Regions from separate parts of the Homo sapiens genome. Here regions 1 and 3 are each linked to region 2. Evidence: read pairs that join two places in POLR2A ChIA-PET (ENCODE). Cell type or tissue: GM12878. All regions are shown on one strand. Links, peaks and the distances in the headings refer to the core of each region. The heading gives the core; the rest is flanking DNA. Region 1 overlaps STK10 (serine/threonine kinase 10). Region 2 has its middle 31 kb from the start of UBTD2. Region 3 overlaps SH3PXD2B (SH3 and PX domains 2B).

Region 1 (7,634 bases), core at 1,814-6,813, 160 kb before region 2:
TTATATTATGGAAACTAATTTCATCTGTTTCTTTTTGCTCTTTTGGATGTGGCTGTTAGAAATGTAAAATTATACATATAGGCCTGGTGCAGTGACTCATGCCTGTAATCCCAGCACTTTGGGAGGCTGAGGCAGGCAGATCACCTGAGGTCGGGAGTTCAAGACCAGCCTGACCAACATGGAGAAACCCCATCTCTACTAAAAATACAAAATTAGCCAGGGGTAGTGGTGCATGCCTGTAATCCCAGCTACTCAGGAGGCTGAGGCAAGAGAATCTCTTGAACACAGGAGATAGAGGTTGTGGTGAGCTGAAATCGCGCCATTGCACTCCAGCCTGGGCAACAGGAGCAAAACTCCATCTCAAAAAGAAAGAAAGAAAGAAAGAAAGAAAGAAAGAAAGAAATGTAAAATGATGCATGTGGCTCACATTATAGTTCTACTGGTCTAGAGCATTTTGGCTTGTTTTTCTCCAACTTGCACCATTTGATATTCAAAAGCAGAAGTAGTGATAAGGAAGCACAGACGGATTTTGCCATGATTACAAATTCTGAACAAAAATGAGCTAATCTTGTCAAATTGCACATGGGGTGGTGTGGTGAATGACCTCCACCCCACTCGGGGGAAAGTCTGTCCCTGTCTGCCATGGCTACAGAAGGGACCTAAGACACTTGGGGAACAGCCAGTTTCTCATCCCAAAGTCCCTGAGAGCAGACCCCAGGTCCAGAACTGGTTTTGTCAAAGATATCCACATGGAAAAGTGGGCTCCTAAAGCCACAGGGGCCCAGGCCTGGTCACAAGATGCGCCTGAGAACCATCACACAGAAGGAAATATCAAAGGGTTGGTGCATCCTTCAACCTGTATCTCTGGACTTCTCCCTTCTACACTTTTGCCCATTTGCTGGTCCCTCTACTTTGACTGTTCTTCCTTCTCTTATCTCCCCAGAGGACTCCTATGCATTCTGCAAGACCCCGTTCAAATGTCCCTTCCTCTGAAGCCTCCCCTGACCAGATGATGTTCCACATCACATCCTTGGGCTTCTGGCCTAGTCTATTCTTACCACTTCTCAAACTGCCTCCACGTTTTTCTCTTGTCCTCTCAAACCTGACTTCTTTCTGTAACACAGAATATGCCTCTCCCCTGCAAAAAAGTACCACTGGGTCTCCATTACCTAAAACAGTGATTCTCAAGCTTAAACGAGCATCAGAGTCACTTAGATTGCTGGGCCCTACCTTAAAACGCCAATTGCTGGGCCTCACCTCAGTTACTGACTCAATGGGCCTCAGGAGGGGCCTGATAACCTGCATGTCTAACAAAGATCCAGGGTGTGCTGATCCAAGGGTTGTACTTTGAGAACCACTGCAGTAAAAGATGGAGGGATAAGTCTTCACCTTGGCATGCAGGGCCTTCTACAACATGGCCCCCAATTACTTTACCACCCTCATCTTTCACCACATGCTGCCCTGGCCCTAGACTAGCCACCTCCCAAACAGGCTGTACCTTTCATGCCTCCACACCGCTGCCCACGCTGTCTCTCCTGCCTGCCATCCTTTCCCCCTCTTTATCTACCCAGCTCCAGGGCCACCTTCCTTGATCTCATAGTGTCTAAAAGGCAAATCGGAGGAGCTGGGGCCTTCTACAAAGTAACAAATGTAGGCTGTCAGGGCAGCTACAATAGAGGAGGGAAAGAAATGGTCTTGGCCACAGCAGTGGGCCTGGAGGAGAAAGCACCAGCCTAAAGTGACAATTTAGGGACGGAAAAGTCTAGCGTATTTATTTAAACAACAGCATGACAGTCGCAGTCTAGTTACAAACTGTGTTTGGCTCTACCTGGTTTTCCAGCTCTGCCACTTGCTAGCTGTGTGGCCTGGGGAGCAGCTCACATAGCTTTTTTGTTTCTCATTTTCTTTTGTAAGATGGGATAAAGCAACAACCTCACAGAATGAAGATTAAACCACATAATGCAAGTGAAACTCATAGCAAAAGGCCAAGCACACAGTAAACTCTCAATAAATGCTAGCTACTATAAGTAGTATCTTTGGACCTGGGAAAGTTATGAACTTGGTACCCAGCCACAATCAATAACAGGAATAGAAACATAATAGCTATTTTTCTTAATGGGTACATAGTCAGCAGGCCAACAAATGCTGTATGCACAGAGAGGAAGATGAATGGACAGAAAGTGGGTGGCTGGGTGGGTGGGTGGGTCAATGGGAGATCTCCTTTGGTTAATATCAAAAGTGGCTCTGTGAGGCCAGTTTGGCAATAGACATTAAAGACTCTTAAAAATTCTCGCTGGGCACAGTGCCTCACGCCTGTAATCCCAGCATTTTGGGCAGCCGAGGCAGGTGGATCTCCTGAGGTCAGGAGTTCAAGAAGAGCCTGACCAAGACGGTGAAACCCCGTCTCTACTAAAAATATAAAAAGCAGCCAGGCGTGGTGGCATGCACCTGTAATCCCAGCTGCTTAGGAGGCTGAGGCAGGAGAATTGCTTGAACCCAGGAGGCGGAGGTTGCAGTCAGCCGAGATCGTGCCACTGCACTCCAGCCTGGAAAACAGAGTGAGACTCCATCTCAAAAAAAAAAAAAAAATTCTCATAAAAAAGCTCTCAGAGGACACACAAAAAAATCCAAAGATGTCCATCACAGAGTTGTTTATAAGAGCAAAATAAAAATAAAAATAAAAAAAAGAAAGAAAGAAAAGGAAATAGCCTAAATGCCCAACAGTAGAGAAGGGCACAGTCAGAAGATGGATTTCTTTGGAAGAATTAGAAAAAAAAAAAATGAAGAGGACTGGGCATGGTGGCTAACACCAGTAATCCCAGCACTTTGGGAGGCCAAGGCCAGCGGATCACCTGAGGTCAGGAGTTCGAGACCAGCCTGGCCAACACGGCAAAACCCCATCTCTACTAAAAATACAAAAATTAGCTGGGCATGGTGGCACATGCCTATAATCCCAGCTACTCAGGAGGCTGAGGCAGGAGAATTGCTTGAAGCCGGGAGGCGGAGGGTGTAGTGAGCCAAGATCACACCACTGCATTCCAGCCTGGGCAACAGAACGAGGCTCCATCTCAAAAAAAAAAAAAAGAAGTTGAGGGGTGTTGCTGAGTTTGGAAGATGGCGCTTGAAGCTACAACCACACTGTGAGGATGCTGATGGAGAATAGCGGGCTGGTAAAGAGCCCCCTTCTTTAGTGCAGCCATCGAGAAGGATCTCCATGTAACAGCTGTAGCAGTGGCAGAAGAAGTGCTACTATGACAAATAACAAAACAGCCAATACTTACCGGGCTCTTACATGTGCCCAGCACTCTTCTAAGCACCTATCATGAATTAACTCACTTAATCGCAGTAATCACTCTATGAGCTAGGTACTATTATTAGCCCCACCTTACAGATGGAGAAACTAAGGCATGGAGAGGTTAGGAACTTGGTTAGGATTATTAAGCTTGTAAACAGCAGGGCTGGGATTCGAGGCCAGGCCATAGCGCTTTCTGTTCCAAATCACTAGTTCTACTCCCAAGGGGGAGGCACCACAGGAAAGGGTGGGTAAGTGGCCAGGAGCTCCCTACTTCACCATCTCCTTGCCCTAGCCCTCGTCCTCAAAGCAGATGCTGAGAAAGAGCTGAAGACTTCAGGACCAGGCTAGCTCCAGAGCACCAGGCCATGGGGGCTGAGCTGGGACAGACAGGGCGGCAGCCTTACCCACAGCTTCCCGTCGTGATAGTAGGCTCCCAGGAGCTTCACAATGTAGGGGTGGTCGCAGGTGGCCAGGATCTCAATCTCCACGATGTAGTCCTCCAGCTCCTCCTCACTCTTGGTTTCAATGACTTTGGCCGCAGCCAAAGCACCCGTCTCCTTATTCTTGGCCTGCAAAGAGGAGATACAGGAGGTCAACAAGGCATGCTCCGCAGGAAACTGACCTTTGGACGTGAGCCCGCAGTCCTGCATGAGTGTGAAAACAGAGGCCGGATGTCCAGATGCTGAACCGGAACGTACATTGTTCTTAACAATAGCCACACATCATGTCTGTACTTAAGAGTAAGTACCATACACCCCTACAACACTATGGAATAAACAAAAATACAAGAATGACACAGCTCTACAAATACCAACATGGAAAGACTGTTGATTTGTTCAGTAAAAAACGAAGAAAAAAACCCAAGTCATTGAACAATAAAAATGGCACAATACTTTTTGCATAAAAAATGGAAAACTACGCCTTCATACATGCTCACAAGCATCTGTGAATGTATGGAAAACTCAGGAAAGATACTGCCTGACAGCAGGCTGGGGAGGGGCCAGAAATAGGGAGGCATTCAAAGGGTACTTTCACTCTGTTTAAAATTTAAAATCTAGGCCGGGTGCGGTGGCTCACACCTGTAATCCCAGCACTTTGAGAGGCCAAGGCAGGGAGATCACAAGGTCAGGAGTTCGAGACAAGCCTGGCCAACATAGTGAAACCCCATCTCTACCAAAAATACAAAAATTAGCCAGTGTGGTGGCATGCGCCTGTAGTCCCAGCTATTGGGGAGGCTGAAGCAGGAGAATCGCTTGAACCCGGGAGGCAGAGGTTGCAGTGAGCAGAGACCACACCATTGCACTCCAGCCTGGGTGACAGAGTGAGACTCCATCCCAAAAGAAAAAACATTTTTTTAAATCTGTTTAAAAATTTTTTTTGTTGTTTTTTGAGATGGAGTCTCACTCTGTCGCCCAGGCTGAAGTGCAGTGGTGTGATCACTGTTTACTGCAGCCTCCGCCTTCTAGGTTCAAGCTAATTCTCCTGCCTCAGCCTCCCGAGAACTGGAACTACAGATGTGCACCACCACGCCTGGCTAAATTTTGTGTTTTTAGTAGAGACAGGGTTTCACCACATTGGCTGGGCTGGTCTCGAACTCCTGGCCTCAAGTGATCCGCCCATCTCGGCCTCCCAAAGTGTTGGGATTACAGGTGTGAGCCACTGTGTCTGGCCTAAAATTTGTTTAAAATTTATGATAGGAATGTTTGATGCGTTTATTTGCAACATTTCCCACGCACTAACAGTAGAATGAAAAGGCAGACTGCGTAAGTGCCCACCAGTTACAGCGGAACTGTTTCGTAGATGCATGTCACCTAGGCAAAACAAGTCTTCCTTATGTGAGGAATAAGAGGGTAAGAAAACTCCACACACACTAAGATGGCTATAATTTTAAAAAATGGAAAATAACAAGTGTTGGTGAGGACTGGAGAAGTTAGAACCCTTGTGCATTGTTGGTGGGAATGTAAAATGGTGCAGCCAGTGTGGAAAACAGTTTGCCAGTTTCTCGAAAGGTTAAACATAGACCTATCCTAGGACCTAGCAATTCTGCTCATAGGTATATACCCAAAAAAAAAAGCTCAAAGCAAGGACTCAAGGAGATATTTATATACTCATAGCAGCCAAAGTGTGGAAACAATCCAAGTGTCCATCAATAGATGAAGAATATTTGGGAGGCGGAGGCAGGCAGATCACTTGAGGTCAGGAGTTCGAGACCAGCCTGGCCAACATGGTGAAACCCCATCTCACTAAAAACACAAAAATTAGCCGGGCGTGGTGGTGGGCGCCTGTAATCCCAGCTACTCAGGAGGCTGAGGCAGGAGAATCACTTGAACCCAGGAGGCAGGGGTTGCAGTGAGCCAAGATCATGCGACTGCACTCCAGCCTGGATGACAGAGCAAGACTCCATCTCAAAACAAACAAACAACAAAAAAAGATGAATGAATAAACAAAATGCGGTATATCCACACACTAAAATATTCTGCCATAAAAAGGAACAAAAAGGAAGGCAATTCTGACACAAACTACATGGATGAATCCTGAAAACATTATGTAAAGTGAAATAAGCCAGACACAGGAAACATAGTGTATAATTCCACTTACCTGAAGTACCCAGAGTAGCTGAAATCATAGAAGTGGAAAGTAGAATAGAGGTTTCCAGGGGTTAGAAAGGGGAAATGGGGAGTTATTGTTTAGTGGGTAAAGAGTTTTTGTAGAGGATGATGAAAATTTTGAGGTGTAGACAGCAGTGATGGCTACACAGCTGTGAACTGATTTAATGCCACTAAATTTACACTTAAAATTGGCCAAAATGATAAATATGATGTTCTGTATATTTTACCACAATTCAAAAGAGAGAGAAATAATCATGTAAATGGAGCAAGCAATCCCACCCCATTGCACACAAGGAGCTAGTGTCTGGGAAATGGGAGGTGAGGACCCACAGCTCCCCAAGGATCCTGCGAGGACGTTGGTGGGGAATGCTGCAGCAAACATCTCACCCACCCTGCTGCATGGGGTTCCAGTGTTGAACAAGTACACATGGCCAGGCACGGTGGCTCACGCCTACAATCCCAGCATTTGGGAATCCGAGGCGGGTGGCTTGCTTGAGTCCATGAGTTTAAGAATAGCCCAGGCAACAGAGCGAAATCCCGCCTCTACAAAAAAAAATGCAAAAACTAGCCAGGCATGATGGCATGCACCTGTAGTCCCAGCTGCTTGAGAGGCTGAGGCGGGAGGATCACTTGAGCCCAGGAGACGGAGGCTGCAGTGAGCTGAGATCTTGCCACTGCACTCCAGCCTGGGTGACAGGAAAAAAAGAAAACAGCCGGGCACAGTGGCTCATGCCTGTAATCCTAGCACTTTGGGAGGCCGAGACAGGCGGATTGCCTGAGCTCAGAAATTCGAGACCAGCCTAGGCAAGATGGTGAAACCTCATTTCTACTAAAATACCAAAAAATCAGCTGGGCATGGTGGTAAGCACCTGTAATCCCAGCTACTCAGGAGGCTGAGGCACAAGAATTGCTTGAACCCGGAAGGCAGAGGTTGCAGTGAGCCAAGATGGCACCACTGCATCCCAGACTAGAAAACAAAGCAAAACTCTGTCTCAAAAAAAATAAATAAATAAAAAAGAAAGAAAAAGGCCGGGCGCAGTGGCTCATGCCTGTAATCCCAGCACTTTGGGAGGCCAAGGTGGGCGGATCACAAGGTCAGGAGTTTGAGACCATCCTGACCAACATGGTGAAACCCCATCTCTACTAAAAATACAAAAATTAGCTGGGCGTGGTGGCAGACGCCTGTAATCCCAGCTACTTAGGAAGCTGAGGCAGGAGAACTGCTTGAACTCGGGAGACGGAGATTGCAGTGAGCCGAGATTGCACCACGGCACTCCAGCTTGGGCGACAGAGTGAGACTCTGTCTCAAAAAAAAAAGAAAGAAAAAAAAACCACAAACACATTTCCCTACAAAATGGCCCCTAGCCAGGTGCGGTGGTTCATGCCTGTAATCCCAGCATTTTGGGAGGCCAAGGTAGGTGGATCACCTGAAGTCAGGAGTTCAAGACCAGCCTGGCCAACATGGTGAAACCCTGTCTCTACTAAAAAGTACAAAAACTAGCCAAGTGTGGTGGCACATGCCTGTAATCTCAGCTACTCAAGAGGCTGATGTGGGAGAACTGCTTGAACCTGGGAGGTGGAGGTTGCAGTGAGCCGAGATCGCACCACTGCACTCCAGCCTGGGTGACAGAGTGAGATGCCATCTCAAAAAAAAAAAAGGCCCCTAAAAGCACGCTGCTCATCTGGAGACCTTAAACAGCAATCTATTGCAAAGCACAGGGAAAACGAGC
Region 2 (7,634 bases), core at 1,635-6,634:
GACAGAGTGAGACTGTGTCTCAAAAAAAATTGAAAAAAAAAAAAGAGAGAGAGAGAACCAATGGGATAAAATGTTAACAATAATTGCAAACAATATGTTGAAATTCAAACAAATTTTTTGAAATTATTTCCAAATAATTTATGCTACCGCATGTGTCTTCAGGTCAGCTGAGGCTAATTAATCAGTTGGCTTTCACTCCAGCAGAGGGTTGCGTCCAGGCCCACCTCAGGTGTCTCTCATCTTCCTTGGACCACTGGGCTAGGCAGAATATGGTCCTCTCATGATTAAGGCACTAGTACAAGAAAGGAGGCACAGCCAACTGCAGAAACACAGGTGGGGCCCACTGCTGCGTCACATCTGGCAACATCCCACTGACCAAAGCAAGTCACATGGTCAAGCCCAAAGTCAGAGTGGGGAAGTACATTCTGTCTTTAAAAGCAAACCAAAACAAATTGATTTAACAGCATTTCCGATGAATAATATAACCACATTGAAGGAAAGAAAAGAACAAATCCGTATGAGGACACTATATATTTGTCCTTGGTTTTGGTCAGGGTTGGGGTTGGGAAGCAAATTGCAAACAAACCCTGACTTCTGTTTTATTAGATTTGATTTTTGTACTGAAATGGGCAAAACAACACAAAAATTATCTTTGGTATATTATAGGATTGAGCAAATGAGTAGATTTGATAGTAGACATTGATATTATTGGAGGCCAGGGTTCTCACTGCGGAGGAAGGGAGATGTAAGGATGGGGGAAGGCCAGGAAGTACTTGGTGGGAGAGAGCGCAAAGTCCCAGGCAAGAGGTGTGGACACATGGAGGGGTGAAAAACTGGGACCAATAATAAATAGTTCAACCTACCACAGGTGGCCAATGTGAATACATGGTAATACATGGTAGCTATTTAGAAAAATATTTGTTAAATTACAGCAAGCCAGGAATCTAAGTTAGTAGGGATGAAAATATTGCTTTTGGCTCTGAAAGGGCAATGTCTCAGCTAACAAGTAGCAAAGAGAGAGGCTGATTCCCCCAGCCTGCCTAATTATTGAGGCATCATCTCTACTTACTGAAAAACCACGGCAAGGAGGCTGTCCAAGTTCAAGTGCCTGATTTGATCTTTCCATGGGAGGAGCAAGCTCAGGGAGATGACAAAGAACAGATAGATGCATATGATGGAATTCCACATTGTTCATTTATGCTGGGGAAATTAACCACCCACTCAGTCCTGGTCACAGGGTCTCCCTTCTGATGTGGCAGGTGGGACCTTTCAAGACACCCAAGTATGGTTTTTTTTTTTTTTTTTTTTTTGAGGTGGAGTCTTGCTCTGTCACCCAGGCTGGAGTGCAATGGTGTGATCTCGGTTCGCTGCAACCTCCACCTCCCAGGTTCAAGTGATTCTCCTGCCTCAGCCTCCTGAGTACCTGGGATTACAGGCGCCCACCACCACGCCCGGCTAATTTTTGTATTTTTAGTAGAGACAGGGTTTCGCCATGTTGGCCAGGCTGGTCTCAAACTCCTGACCTCAAGTGATCAGCCAGCCTCGGCCTCTCAAAGTGCTGGGATTACAGGCGTGACCCACCGCGCCTGGCCCCAGCTATAGTTTAGACGGTTGCTGGTTAAGCAAATAATTCGAGCAGATGGAATTGGATCTTCCTAAGGAATGTTCCTATTATCTTGTGACTTTTCTTTCTCTAGTCTACAAATAAGAAGATAAACTTTTCTCTGGATAACTGGAAAGAATCCTAGAAATCAGAGTATTGTGCCCTTTGAAAAATATTGAAGAAACTCTACAAAGTCTTGCTCTTCAACACAGTTTTTTGGACTCCATACAGAACACTCTGCATTATGACCAGACAATGGACTTATTGCCACGGTGGAATAAAGGTTAGATTTTAATCTGTGTAGTTTGTGCCTGCCCAGTATTCGTTCATTCTTCCTCCAGTAGTGAAGGCCAGAATTCCCTCTGAAGAGCCAGTTCCTCCCATCTATGACTCTTAGTCCATCTGATTCTGGTGGAGCCCACTTCTTCCCCACTCCAGCGTGGTCCCAAGTCTCAGACTCAAGCCAATCAGTGCATCCCAAACCCAGGATTGCTCTAGGATGGTCATGTGATTCAACTAAGCTAAGAAGAGGCAGATCCAGGACTTTAAAAAACAAACAATAAACTCCTGAAACAACTCCCCAAATAACCAATAAATTGTTAATTTGTTTTTTTTTTTTTTTTTTTGAGACGGAGTCTCACTCTGTTGCCTAGACTGGAGTGCAGTGGCACGATCTTGGCTCACTCCAACCTCTGTTTCTCGGGTCCAAGCAATTCTCCTGCCTCAGCCTCCCGAGTAGCTGGGATTACAGGCACCTGCCACCACACCCAGCTAATTTTTGTATTTTTAGTAGAGACAGGGTTTCACCATGTTGGCCAGGCTGGCCTTAAACTCCTGACCTTAAGTGATCCACCTGCCTTGGCCTCCAAAGTGCTGGGATTACAGGTATGAGCCACCATGCCCTGCCAACCAATTGTTTAGAAGAGCCTTTTCTTCTGCCCATGAATTTTGGAGGAAGTAAACTTGCAGCTGCTTGGAGTCCCTAAAAGGGAAAAAATTGGGGCTGCTCTCCAGTTGGCGAGAGCCTACCCAAGCGGGACACTAACATAGAGGAAAATACAGCTGAGAAAGAGGAAGAATCCAACCCCTGAGAAATAATCTGAGCCAAATTCAGCAATGCTTGAATCTACCCCGTGGAATTTTCAGTTTCGTAAGTCAGTAGTTTTAAATTTTATTTCCTGTAAGTCTCAGTTGAGTTTCTCTCACTTGAGGGTAGGAAAGGTTTTATTTGTCTTTGTCTCCCAAGTACTCAGTGTTAACTCATAAAGAAGCATCCTTGTGTGCCATATTAAAAGACTTAGGGCTGGGCGAGGTGGCTCACTCCTGTAATCCCAGCACTGGAGGCTGAGGCAGGCGAATCACTTGAGGTCAGGAGTTTGAGACCAGGCTGTCCAACATGGTGAAACCTTGTCTCTATTAAACATACAAAAATTAGCTGGGTGTGGTGTCAGGTGCCTGTAATCCCTTTTACTCGGAAGGCTTAGACGAGAGAATCGCTTGAACCCCGGGAGGCAGAGGTTGCGGTGAACCAAGATCGCGCTACTGCACTCCAGCCTGGGGGACAGAGTGAGATGCCATCTCAAAAAAAAAAAAAAAAAAAAAAGGCTTAGGCTTGATCCCCGGCAAGTGAGGAGTAACTGAGGAGCTGTAAGCAGCAAAGCTATATGAAGCGTTTCATGCATTGGAGCTATGGGTGGGTAGACCTTTCAAAAGCAAGCAGTGGCGTGAACCTGGGAAGCGGAGCTTGCAGTGAGCTGAGATCGCGTCACTGCACTCCAGCCTGGGCGACAGAGCGAGACTCCGTCTCAGAAAAAAAAAAAAAAAAAGCCAAGCAGTGGCAGACATGAAATCTTTACCTCATAGCCCCACCCAGCTGAAATTACACACCCTCTGACAACAGGAGGCCAGGGACCAAACTGAGTTGTACACTCCCTGTATAGGTATGTAAGAGATAGGGCTTCTGTTCTCCCCATTCCTCCCTCTCACCATACCTGGACTGCTTTTGGAAGGAAACTTCTAGGGGTCCATGAGGCAGGCCTGCACACATTCCAAGCAGGCAGTAAAGCGCATTTCATTCTGCATGGTGTCATCAGGCATTCGTTAAAGGAATATATGACCTGTGGGTGATTAAAATCTAATGAAAACAGGCATTCTCAGAATGACTTCCAGAATCCAGGCAAGAGAGCACTGTTAAATGTCTGGAAATTATTGTACAGTTAAAGCACCCACACTCCCTTCTCTCCCAGACAACCCTGGGTCAGAATTGATCTTCCCTGTCTTTGTTCTTCTACTGTGCTCATAATCTCTCAAGTGCAACACGGATCGTGATATTGTCAGAGGTGTGTGAACCAGAACAACTCTGTCTTGAATAGGAGCTGAGTAAAGTGAGGCTAAGACCTGCTGGGCTTCATTCCCAGACTGTTAAGGCATCCTGAGTCACAGGATGAGATAGGAGGTCAGCACAAACACAGATCATAAAGACCTTGCTGATAAAACAGGTTGCAGTGAAGAAGCCGGCAAAAACCCACCAAAACCAAGAAGGCCACGAGAGTGATCTCTGGTCATCCTCACTACTACACTCCCATCAGCATCATGACAGTATACAAATGCCATGGCAATGTCAGGGAGTTACCCTATATGGTCTAAAAATGGGAGGCATGAATAATCCACTCCTTGTTTAGCATATCATCAGGGAATAGCCATAAAAATGGGCAAACAGCAGCCCTCAGGGCTGCTCTGTCTATAGAGTAGCCATTCGTTCATTCCTTTACTTTCCTAATAAACTTGCTTTCACTCTACTCTGTGGACTTTCCCTGAATTCTTTCTTGCGTGAGATCCGAGAACCCTCTCTTGGGGACCGAGACCCCTCTCTTGGGGACCGAGACCCCTTTCCGGTAACAGCATGACTGTAAAGTGGAGTTGCTTTGTCTATATTCCCTTCTAGAGGTGAACCTTGAGGTCAGGGACAGTCTTACTCATCTTTATGGTCCCCTGCACACCCCCACAATGCCCTTAATACCCAGTTGTTCAATGGACTTGGTGAAATTTGTAATCTCTAAATAGGCCTTGTGAAACCAAACTACATATGGCCTGAGAAGGATTCTGTACGTCTTTATTTGAGTCTTTGTGGACAAACTGCAACCTAACTTAGTAAGTAGACAAGATTGAAAACCTAACTTAGGAGTATGCGCCTGTAACAATAGCTGAGTCCTGGCCAATCCCAGTGGCCATCCTTCAACCACTCATACACTGCTGAGTGTTCAAACTGTGTTCAAATAAGGCAAACGCCAACCTGTAACCAATCCGGCTGTTTCTGTACCTCACTTCTGATTTCTGTATGTCGCTTCCCTTTTTTTGTCTATAAATTTGTTCTGACCATGAGGCATCCCTGGAGTCTCTCTGAATCTACTGTGATTCTGGGGCTGCCTGATTGGTGAATTGTTTTTTGCTCAATTAAACTCTCTTAAATTTAATTCAGCTCAAGTTTTTCCTTTAACAGCCTGACTTTATTTTGTTATATATATATATTTTGAGGTGGAGTTTTGCTTTAGTTGCCCAGGCTGGAGTGCAATGGCGCCATCTCGGCTCACCGCAACCTCCGCCTCCCGAGTTCACGCGATTCTCCAGCCTCAGCCTCCTGAGCAGCTGGGATTACAGGCATACGCCACCATGCCTGGCTGATTTAGTATTTTTAGTAGAGATGGGGTTTCTCCATGTTGGTCAGGCTGGTCTCAAACTCCCAACCTCAGGTGATCTGCCCACCTCGGCCTCCCAAAGAGTTGGGATTATAGGCACAAGCCACGGTGCCCGGCAACAGCCTGGTTAAAAAAAAAAAAAATTGGGCCGGGCATGGTGGCTCACGCCTGTAATCCCAGCACTTTGGGAGGCTGAGGCGGGAGGACCACGAGGTCAGGAGATGGAGACCATCCTGGATAACACGGTGAAACCCCGTCTCTACTAAAAATACAAAAAAAATAGCCGGGCGTGGTGGCAGGCGCCTGTAGTCCCAGCTACTAGGGAGGCTGAGGGAGGAGAATGGCGTGAACCCGGGAGGCGGAGTTTGCAGTAAGCCGAGATCGCGCCACTGCACTCTAGCCTGGGTGACAGAGTGAGACTCCGTCTCAAAAAAAAAAAAAAAAAAAAAAAAAATTGAAAATAAACATGCTCCCTGAATCCATATGTTTATTAAGACTCTTTTGTGGCCAGTGACAGAAACTTAACCCAGTCACTTAAGAAAATCGCTGGTTCATTGATTCACCTTCAGGCACAGCTGGATGCAGAGTTTCAAACAGTGTCACCTACACTCTATTTTTGTTCTGCTTTCCTTTGTATTAGGCTTTGTTCTCCTGCAAGCTCTGCGCTTGAGATGACCAATATGGTTACTAGCATCTGTAGGCTAAATTCAGCCAGCTTGGCAAGTACAGTAGAAAAGAGCTCCCCAAGGTTGGGCGCGGTGGCTCACAGCTGTAATCCCAGCACTTTGGGAGGCGGAGTGGGAGAGAGGTGGTGGATCACCTGAGGTCAGGAGTTCGAGACCAGTCTGGCCAACATGGTGAAACCCCGTCTCTACTAAAAATACAAAAAATTAACCGGTCGTGATGTCTCGCGCCTGTAATCCCAGCTACTTGGGAGGCTGAGGCAGAAGAATCGGGTGAACCCAGGAGGCAGAGGTTGCAGTGAGCAGAGATCGTGCATTGCACTCCAGCCTGGGCAATAAGAGTGAAACTCCGTCTCAAAAAAAAAAAAGAGCTCCTCTTCCTCAGAATCTCCAGCAAAGGTCTAAGGATCAAGTCTCATTGGTTTGGCTTGGGTCATCTGTCCATGACTGAGCCACGTGTTGTAGCCAGGAGACTGGGCTGTACTGGTTGGCGAGGTCTGGTTCACATGCCCATTCTTGGACCAAGGAGTGAGGCTAGCCCCATCTAAATCACATGGATTGAGAGTAGAGGGAAAAGAGGTTCCTCAAAGGAAAATGAGGGCAATACTACCTGAAGAAAGGAAAATAGATTACGGGTGGCTAAAATCACAAATGTCCACCATATATAAGTATTTGATAATTCATGTGTGTGTCTGTGTATATGTATGCAGACATGTAATTAATATATGTAAGCAAAAGCTAATTATATACAAACGAATTTTATTAAAATTATGTCAATAACAGTGATAATGATAGGCTACTATCAACTGAAGTTTACTTCAGTGCTAGCACTTTCTAGCTACTTTACATCTATTAACTCATGTAATCCTTATACTACCCCATGAGGCAGGTGCTACTATGTCTTCACGTTAAGGGCAAAAATTTAGATCTGCCGAAACTCAAATTGGTTACCATATTACATTGTCTCACATTTAGAAAACATAAATCAGAAGTGTACTAGGGACTGGGCGTGGTGGCTCACAACTGTAATCCCAGCACTTTGTGAGGCCGAGGCGGGCAGATCACCTAAGGTCAGGAGTTCGAGACCAGCTTGGCCAACGTGGTGAAACCCTGTCTCTACTAAAAATACAAAAATTAGCTGGGCATGGTGGCGGGTGCCTGTATTCCCAGCTGTTAGAGAGGCTGAGGCAGGAGAATTGCTTGAACCCAGGAGGCGGAGGTTGCAGTGAGTCGAGATCTTGCCACTGCACTCCAGCCTAGGAGATAAGAGCAAAATTCCAGCTATAAAAAAAAAAAAAGAAATGTACTAGGGTATTTGATAATTTTCTTCCCCTCCTACTACCCTACTGGGTGGACTCATTCATGCAGCAAACACCAAGTATTATAATGTGTTAAGTCTTCTATCAGGTACTCCGGAGACAGAAAAGTAACATGAGATACCTGCCTGGAGGGTTCCAGTCTGGTGGGGTAGACAGACACATAAACACAGGATTACAGGGCAGTGTGGTAAGTTTTACAGCAACAGTCTCTTTTTAAAAAATTTTTAAATTAAAACAAATTTTTTTTTTTGAGACAGAGTCTAGCTCTGTTGCCCAGGCTAGAGTGCAGTGGCACGATCTCGGCTCACTGCAGCCTCAGCCTCCTGGGTTCAAG
Region 3 (7,634 bases), core at 1,643-6,642, 66 kb after region 2:
AGGCTGCTTCTACAGAAAGCACCAGCTGCCAGAGTTGCCATCCAGGCCTGCGACCTGAGCCGTGGTCTGGGCTTAAGACCCGGGCTCCTGCTGAGCCATGCACCCCTGCTTCCACTGTCCCAGCCAGAGCAGAGGAGTGGGGGCGGCAGGGGACTCTTGGGTTCAGGCAGCCACAGCATGCGTTTGCTCAAGCAGGTGGGTCATCTTCTTGGTGTGACATGCTTGGGGTGTTCCCAAGTTTTCCTACTCATGGCGGCCAAAACCCTCCTCCAATAGCACCAGCTGGCTAGGAAAGACGCCCAAAGTCCATGTCAAGCCCTAACATGGGTTGACCTTCAGGATCCTGACCAACAGACCAACCCCAATGGGTATAACCCTCAAGTTCACCATCCCTAAACCAACAACCAGGACCCAGCTGAGACTGCCTGCTGTGGCCCCAGAACCATCCCTTGGGCCCTTGGCAACCACCTTCCTTCCTTTTCAAATCCTGGCTTAAAGACAGGAAGGCATCACTAGGTAAGCACCTGCCCTGTGCCAGACACCATCCTTTATGGGCAGGGTCTTGCTTAGTCCTCACAACCAAGCTGTGAGCCAGGGTAGTGACGCCCGCTTTACTGATGAGAAAATAAGCTCAGAGAAGTCAAGTCATTTGTCCAAGGTCACACAGCTGGGAAGGGACAAAGAGATTTGAACCTTCCCTTTCTTTTCAGGAAGGCTCTCAGAACCAGATACATATACTCCAGCATGATGGACGTATATAAGATATGAGATAAGCATGCTAGCTTATCTCAGCTGTTACTTGGTGCTTTCTTTGGTACAGTCTGGGCTGTGTTTTGTATTTTCAGTGGATGTTCTATTTGTGTATGCATGGGTGCCTGTGTACCCACATGTTCACACAGCTTTTCCCACCACTGTGAAAGTCAGCAGGCCCTCCCTATCTGGCTGATGAATGAACAATGCCAGTGCCCTTGGCTGGATGCAGCATGGGCTGAGAGCTCCTGTCCTGCGCTATTTCTACAAGCCCAAGCCAGCAAGCTAGTGAGGCTGCCTCTGCCACCAAAGAGAGGAAGCCAGAGAGTACCACAAAGCCACCATGCAGCCTCCGGGACTTCCCACCTCCTCTCGAGGGCTGGCTCACACCCTTTGTCCCCGAGTGTCCTTCCTTCTTGAATGAAGATGACCAGACTCCTCCCAAGCACAGCAGCTGCCCCTGGCCTGGCCCTCTCCCCTCTGTGTGTCTAAGTTGGTCTGATGCTTGCTCAGAGGCTGGGGCCACTGCAACCACCCTTGCCAGGGAGAGGGCAGAGGCATCCCAGCACTAACACTGGGAAGGGCCGCCAGCGCGGGGCTTCTTCACCTCAGGTCCATGTACAGGATTCTGCACAAATAAGGACCTCCTGAAACTGCAGGTGCTCTTCCAGGAAGAGGGAAGAAAGCTTTTGTTGGAATCTCTAAGTGGTCCATGATGCTCCCCAAAGTTAAACTTGGATTCTCTAAGTGGTCCAAGATGCTCCCCAAAGTTAAAGTAGAAGAAAATCTGGCTATCATTGAATCCAGGGGCCCAAGGAATGCACACCAATGCCAATACTACCCTCGTGGCTGCTGTCTGCTCCTTCCTCTGCCCTTGGGCAATATGGTCTGTAGAGCAGTTCCAAGTGATTTTCTCCACATCTTCTCATTTGATTCCCCAAGCAATTCTGTGAGGGAGGTGTCATCAGGCCCATCTTACATAAGAGGAGACTGAGGCAAGGGGCAGAAAAACCTGCCCAATCTTACCCAGCTTGAAAGTGGCTCCTATAGGCCGGGCATGGTGGCTCATGCCTGTAATCCCAGCACTTTGGGAGGCCAAGACAGGTGGATCACGAGGCCAGGAGATCGAGACCATCCTGGCTAACACGGTGAAACCCCGTCTCTACTAAAAATACAAAAAATTAGCCGGGCATGGTGGCGGGCGCCTGTAGTCCCAGCTACTTGGGAGGCTGAGGCAGGAGAATGGTGTGAACCTGGGAGGCGGAGCTTGCAGTGAGCCAAGATCGCGCCACTGCACTCCAACCTGGGTGATAGAGCAAGACTCTGTCTCAAAAAAAAAAAAAAAAAAAAAAGGAAAGTGGCTTCTATAAACTGAATTCATATATTGAAACACTAACCCCAGTGTGATGGTGCTTGGAGATGGAGGCTTTAGGGGTAATTAGGTCATAAACGTGGAGCCCCCCGGATAGGATTAGCGCCTTTATGAGAAGACACAAAGGTAAGAGGATCGCTTGAGCCCAGGAGTTTCAGACCAGCCTGGACAACATAGCCAGACCCTGTCTCTACAAAAAATTAAAAAAAAAAAAAAAAAAAAGAAGAGACATAAGAGAGCTGGCTTTCTCTCTCTCTCTCTCTCCCATGTGGGGACACATCTGCAAACCAGGAAGTGGCCTTCACCAGGCACTGAAATAGCTGGCACCTTGATCTTGGATTTCCAGCCTCCAGAAAGTGAGAAATACATTTTTGTTTAAGCCACCCAGTCTGTGATATTTTTGTCATAGCAGGTGGAACAGACTAAGACAGTAGTCAGGCAATTTTCCCTGCTGAGGGTATATCAGGCTGGGCATCTTGATCAACTCTTAAGAGACAGCGCTGGAATAAAGACAACAATGTCTGGTCATTCCAAGAGGGGCACTACCATGAGCCGCCACTTCCTGAGCAGCTGGCAAAGTCTTAGAATTTTTCCCTGTGGCAGTCACTCAGTCCTCAACATTACCCTACAAAGTACAGCTACTCCCATTTCACAATAGAGCAAGTGGAAGCCCAGAAGCAAAGTGAGGGAGGCCCATGGCCACAAAGCCCAGGAGTGGCAGAGGCAGGATTCGAACCTGGGTGTACTAGATTCCAAACTCAGGCTCTTTTCTATCAAGTGAGCCTCTTGTGTGGGACTGAGCTTAGGTTCAGACTCAGGCTGACCTGGGGAAAATTCACCTTCACCTCTTCCAAACTGTGCCTCTCTTTCATTATCATTTTGTTAAAAGTCCCTTTTATTATTCTGAACCTCAGCTTCCTCATCTGTAAGAGAGGAATGACAGGTTTTTTTGTTTTTGTTTTTGAGACAGAGGCTCCCTCTGTCACCCAGGCTGGAGTGCAGTGGCGGCGATCACTGCTCACTGCAGCCTCAACCTCCTTGGCCCGAGCAATTCTCCCATCTCAGCTTCCTGAGTATCTGGGACTACAGGCACGTACCACTATGCCCGGCTAATTTTTTTTTTATTTTTAGTAGAGACAGGATCTGACTATGTTGCTCAGGCTGGTCTTGAACTCCTGTGCTCAAGCAATCCTTCCGCCTCGGCCTCCTAAAGTGCTGGGATTACAGGCGTGAGGGAATGACAGTTTTTATTGGGCAGTTTCGTGAGAAAATGAAGTGGAAAGGGAACACAATAAGCTCTGTATCCTTTGATTTACCTTGTGTAGAAATTATAAGTGAAGCCAGAGGCTATGAGCCTGAATGGCAGTTCAATCCTGTAAGCCCAGGAGGACTGGAGACAAAGGTGCTTTGAGACTATTTCCCCATATTTCATGATGGCGACACAAATTGGGAAATGCTTACCAGACACCAACGCCAAAGACACTAAGAACAAAAACATTAGCCAGCACGAGCGAAACACCCCAAATTATCAGATTTATATTATTCTGTATCTTTATGATTATTTTCAAATTTATGAAACTGTGTCTTGGCTCCCGTGTTGGTAAGGCATTCCCTTGTGACATCCGATTCAAAGGTTTACTGTTGCCTCTTACAGTCTCCCTTCACTCCAAAACCACGCACTTCTGTGCGCTCACTATGAGAAGCTGTGTTTACTCGCTCCGTGCTCGTCACAGGAAATGGTGCATATTGGGATATATTTATTGCAGAAACTTAGGTCTACTCATCTGTGTGCTAGCAAACCATCAGTCCTGAGTGGTGTACTCGGAAGTCTGTGAACTCGATTTTGGAGGTCGCTGTGTGTGTGTATAAATATAAATGGCCTGACTTCACTTGTTAAAACACTTTCATGCTTTCTCCTCACAAGTCTATTTAAAAAATTTTTGTGATTCCAGCAGATCATTTCCAAAAGGGAGCATGTGTCTTTCTCTCTTGATACACATACAGTGCTTGGCACACTGCCCGCCACGCTGGCTGCTCAGCAAACTCAGCCTTGGTTACGGCTGCTGCCTGGGGCATCCAGCGAACGCAGCGCCAAGAGCAGCAGCATCTACTTCTGGAACAGAGCCTGGCTGGTACTTTTCAGCCCTTCTCGAATGAGCCCAGACGGACCCCAAACTCTGCCCGCTCTTGCTCCTGTGACCCCAGGACACTCCCAGCACCTTGGGCTGATCTCTTTTCCCCACTGCTATTTCTCCGTTAGCCAGATCCCTTCCTGCTTTCCCCAAAGCACCCGGGCCGGCCAGAGTGTTGGTGCGTAAGTGCGGGTAAGCAGGCGGTGCTAGAGTTTTATGTGGTGTGCACTGTGTGGCTGGGGCTGCTGGCTGTGTAGCGACAGGCGTCTGGGCAAGTGGCCTGTCCACTGCAGGGAGAAGTGACAGGGAGGCAGGGCTGTGGTGGGCATTTTGGAGAGCTTCGGAGCCTGGCTGGTCAGGATGAAATCCCGGCCCCGTTGCTCACCGGCAGTGGGGTCTTCGTTGGTTTGGGTTGCTCCCGCATTCACATCCCTGGCAGTTCCCGAGCACACCCACCTCCACCTCTGTGGACAGAAGCTAGATGAATCTACGGCTCAGCCCCTGCCTCACGGGCTCAGCCTGCTCAGTTCCGACACACCTCGATAAGTGCTGTGGGCAGGTGGAGAGTATGATGGGATGACAGGAGTGGCACTCAGCCAGTTTCCTTCACCTGTCAAACGGACGATCGCTACCCACTTACAGCAACTCTGAAGGCTAAGTGAAGTGCGGTCTCACAGGGGCTCAGCCGACGAAACCCACTTTTGGCTGCACTTTGCTTTACTTGGGGGTGGCTGGACTGGCAGGAGGGAGGGCTGTGGGGCTCCATCTGGGGAAGCCCACAAACAAACTTACTCTTTGGGGGGATTCAGGTCCTCAGGTCTTGTCTCAAAGAACTGCAGCACCTCATCACACTGAGAGATGTAGGGGGGCAGCTGGATGAGGGCCTGGAGAAGAGAGACGCAGGTGAGTGCAAAGGAGGAGAGGGGGCTGAGCATGGTGGCACGCGCCTATAATCCCAGCTACTCGGGAGGCTGAGGCAAGATAATTGTTTGAACCTGGGAGGCGGAGGTTGCAGTGAGCTGAGATCGCGCCACTGCACTCCAGACTGGGTGACAGAGCGAGACTGTCTCAAACACACACACATACAAACACAAAAGCAAACCCAAAAAGCAAAGGAAGGAGACGGGTGTTAGGAATGCCATATACCACCAGTGGCTCTCAGACTCGGGAAGGCACCAGAATCACTTGGAGGGCTTATTAAAACACAGATCGTGGAGCCCCACCCGAGTTTCTGATCCAGTAGTTCTGCGGAGGGGGCTGAGGATGTGCATTTCTAAAAAAGTTTCCTGGTGATGCTGCTGGTTTGGAGAACAACACACACACACACACACACACACAATGTATGATATACACGCATATATTATAGGCATATTTGTTCAAGTAATATGTCCATATTTAGGCAAAATCAGACCATACTGTACATGCTATTTAGTAAACCTATGCTTTCACTTAGCTATAAATTGTCAACTTCATGCCATTTCATTATTCTTATTTATTTATGTTGAGACAGGATCTTGCTCTGTCACTCAGGCTGGAGTGCAGTGGTGCAGCCTCGGCTCACCACAACCTCTGCCTCCTGGGTTCAAGCGATTTTTGTGCCCTAGTCTCCTGAGTAGCTGGGATTATAGGCATGTGCTACCATGCCTGGCTAATTTTTTTTTTTTTTGTATTTTTAGTAGAGACAGGGTTTCGGCATGTTGGCCAGGCTGGTCTCGAACTCCCGGCCTCAAGTGATCCACCCACTTCAGCCTCCCAAAGTGCTGGGATTACAGGTGTTTGAGCCACTGCACCTGGCTCATTTCATTATTCTTCTATAACATCATCTATACTGGATACTGGATTTTGTACAGCTGTGTCATACTTTATTCAACTCGTCTACTGGTGAATCTTTAGGTTATTTCCAACATGCTCACATATATGTCTTAACTCACGAATCTGAAGCATTAAAGTGAAGGGACTGTTTTATGATTTGGATAGAGGTTCAAAGTCTCCAAGTTGATGAGGGGTTGAAACAGATCTTCCACTGGCCAAATTCCACATTAATCTGCCCCAGTGACTCACTGGCTGTGTAGCCCTCCACAATGCTGGTTTATTTACTAACCTCCACAAAGCTGGTTTATCTACTAACAGGTATTCATTCAATGATTCAATGAGCAAAAATTTTCTTTGTGCTCAGCACTGCACTAGTTTCTGTGCCAAATACAACAGAAGTGCAGGGTACACTCTGCTCGTTGAAGGATCCGAAACTCAGACATGGCCATCATGAATAAACAGCTCAGTTTAACAAATATTTACTTAAGCCTCCTTTGGCCCGGGCCCTGGACCAGGGTAATGAGGATGCAGATCTGAGGGTGGTTCAGGTGGTTCACGCATACATTTTGTTGCACACACCTGTGCAGAGAACACGTGTGCATATGCATGAATTGCACAGGTGATTCTGCCAGCCAAGCTGCCCAAGCAGTGCGTGCTCTGCATGAGGCTGGACTCTGTTCTCTCCTAGAGGGCCTCAGTTCCCTGGTGCCTCTCATGAGCCTTCTCACCATGCTGAGCCTGAGTCTCTGGGGTCTGGGGATAGAAGAGATGTGTCTTGCATTTCCTTTCTTTCTTTCTTTTTTTTTTTTTGAGACAGAGTCTTGCTCTGTCACCAGGCTGGAGTGCTGTGGTGCTATCTTAGCACACTGCAACCTCTGCCTCCCGGGTTCAAGTGATTCCCCAGCCTCAGCCTCCCTAGTAGCTGGGATTACAGGCGCACGCCACCCCACCCGGCTAATTTTTTATATTTTAGTAGAGATGGGGTTTCACCATGTTGGCCAGGATAGTCTCGATCTCCTGACCTCGTGATCCACCCACCTCGGCTCCCAAAGTGCTGGGATTACAGGCGTGAGCCACTGCGCCCGGCCTGTGTCTTGCATTTTCTATATAACCAGCCCTTAATAGCTCACCACCCAACTCCCAAAGTGATGTGCCGACGCTGCAGCAGTACTGGGCTCTCGTGGACCAACGGAGAGATGAATGGAGGCCTCCAGTGTGGCACCTTTTACAGGGCTTTGGGGATATGTTGACCCTACACAATTATTTCTCCCATTAAAAAAATTAAATTGTGGTAAAATACACACAGTAAAAAGCTTACCATCTTACCCATTTTCAAGTGTACCGTACGGTGCATTAAGTATTTAATGCATTCACACTGCTGTGCTACCAGCACCGCCATCCATCCACAGAACTCTATTCATCTTGCAAAACTGAAACTCTGTACCCATTAAACAACAACTACCCTTCCACCCTCCCCCAGCAACCACCATTCTACTTCTGTCTCTAGGGATTGATGATTCCAGGTAGCTCATATAAGTGGAATCATACAGTGTTTGTCTTTTTGAGTC

Evidence for each region. ChIA-PET counts read pairs that join two places held together with the same protein. Peaks named below come from ENCODE experiments on the same cell type or tissue, not always from the same donor. Only the 100,000 strongest peaks of a DNase experiment are listed, where the experiment ranks them.
Region 1: POLR2A ChIA-PET joins it to region 2 with 9 read pairs; 3 of 35 experiments call an interaction of 5 or more read pairs at or near these places.
Region 3: POLR2A ChIA-PET joins it to region 2 with 5 read pairs; 4 of 35 experiments call an interaction of 5 or more read pairs at or near these places.

What each region holds. Positions count from the first base shown.
Region 1 is chr5:172,152,925-172,160,558 of GRCh38, forward strand. It overlaps STK10 (serine/threonine kinase 10), which reads right to left. Exons shown (of 19, transcript NM_005990.4): 2 at 3,700-3,864. Among named protein-coding and RNA genes, the nearest start is that of STK10, 31 kb to the right of the region's middle. In GM12878, for the core only: no CTCF peak of the experiment used is centred there; no DNase peak of the experiment used is centred there; H3K27ac peaks cover 1,372 bases.
Region 2 is chr5:172,311,435-172,319,068 of GRCh38, forward strand. No RefSeq gene overlaps it. Among named protein-coding and RNA genes, the nearest start is that of UBTD2, 31 kb to the left of the region's middle. RefSeq lists enhancers at 4,286-4,375, 4,406-4,495. In GM12878, for the core only: no CTCF peak of the experiment used is centred there; a DNase peak (open chromatin) is centred at 4,670; H3K27ac peaks cover 3,071 bases.
Region 3 is chr5:172,376,990-172,384,623 of GRCh38, forward strand. It overlaps SH3PXD2B (SH3 and PX domains 2B), which reads right to left. Exons shown (of 13, transcript NM_001017995.3): 5 at 5,047-5,138. Among named protein-coding and RNA genes, the nearest start is that of SH3PXD2B, 74 kb to the right of the region's middle. RefSeq lists a silencer at 785-844 and an enhancer at 1,145-1,274. In GM12878, for the core only: no CTCF peak of the experiment used is centred there; no DNase peak of the experiment used is centred there.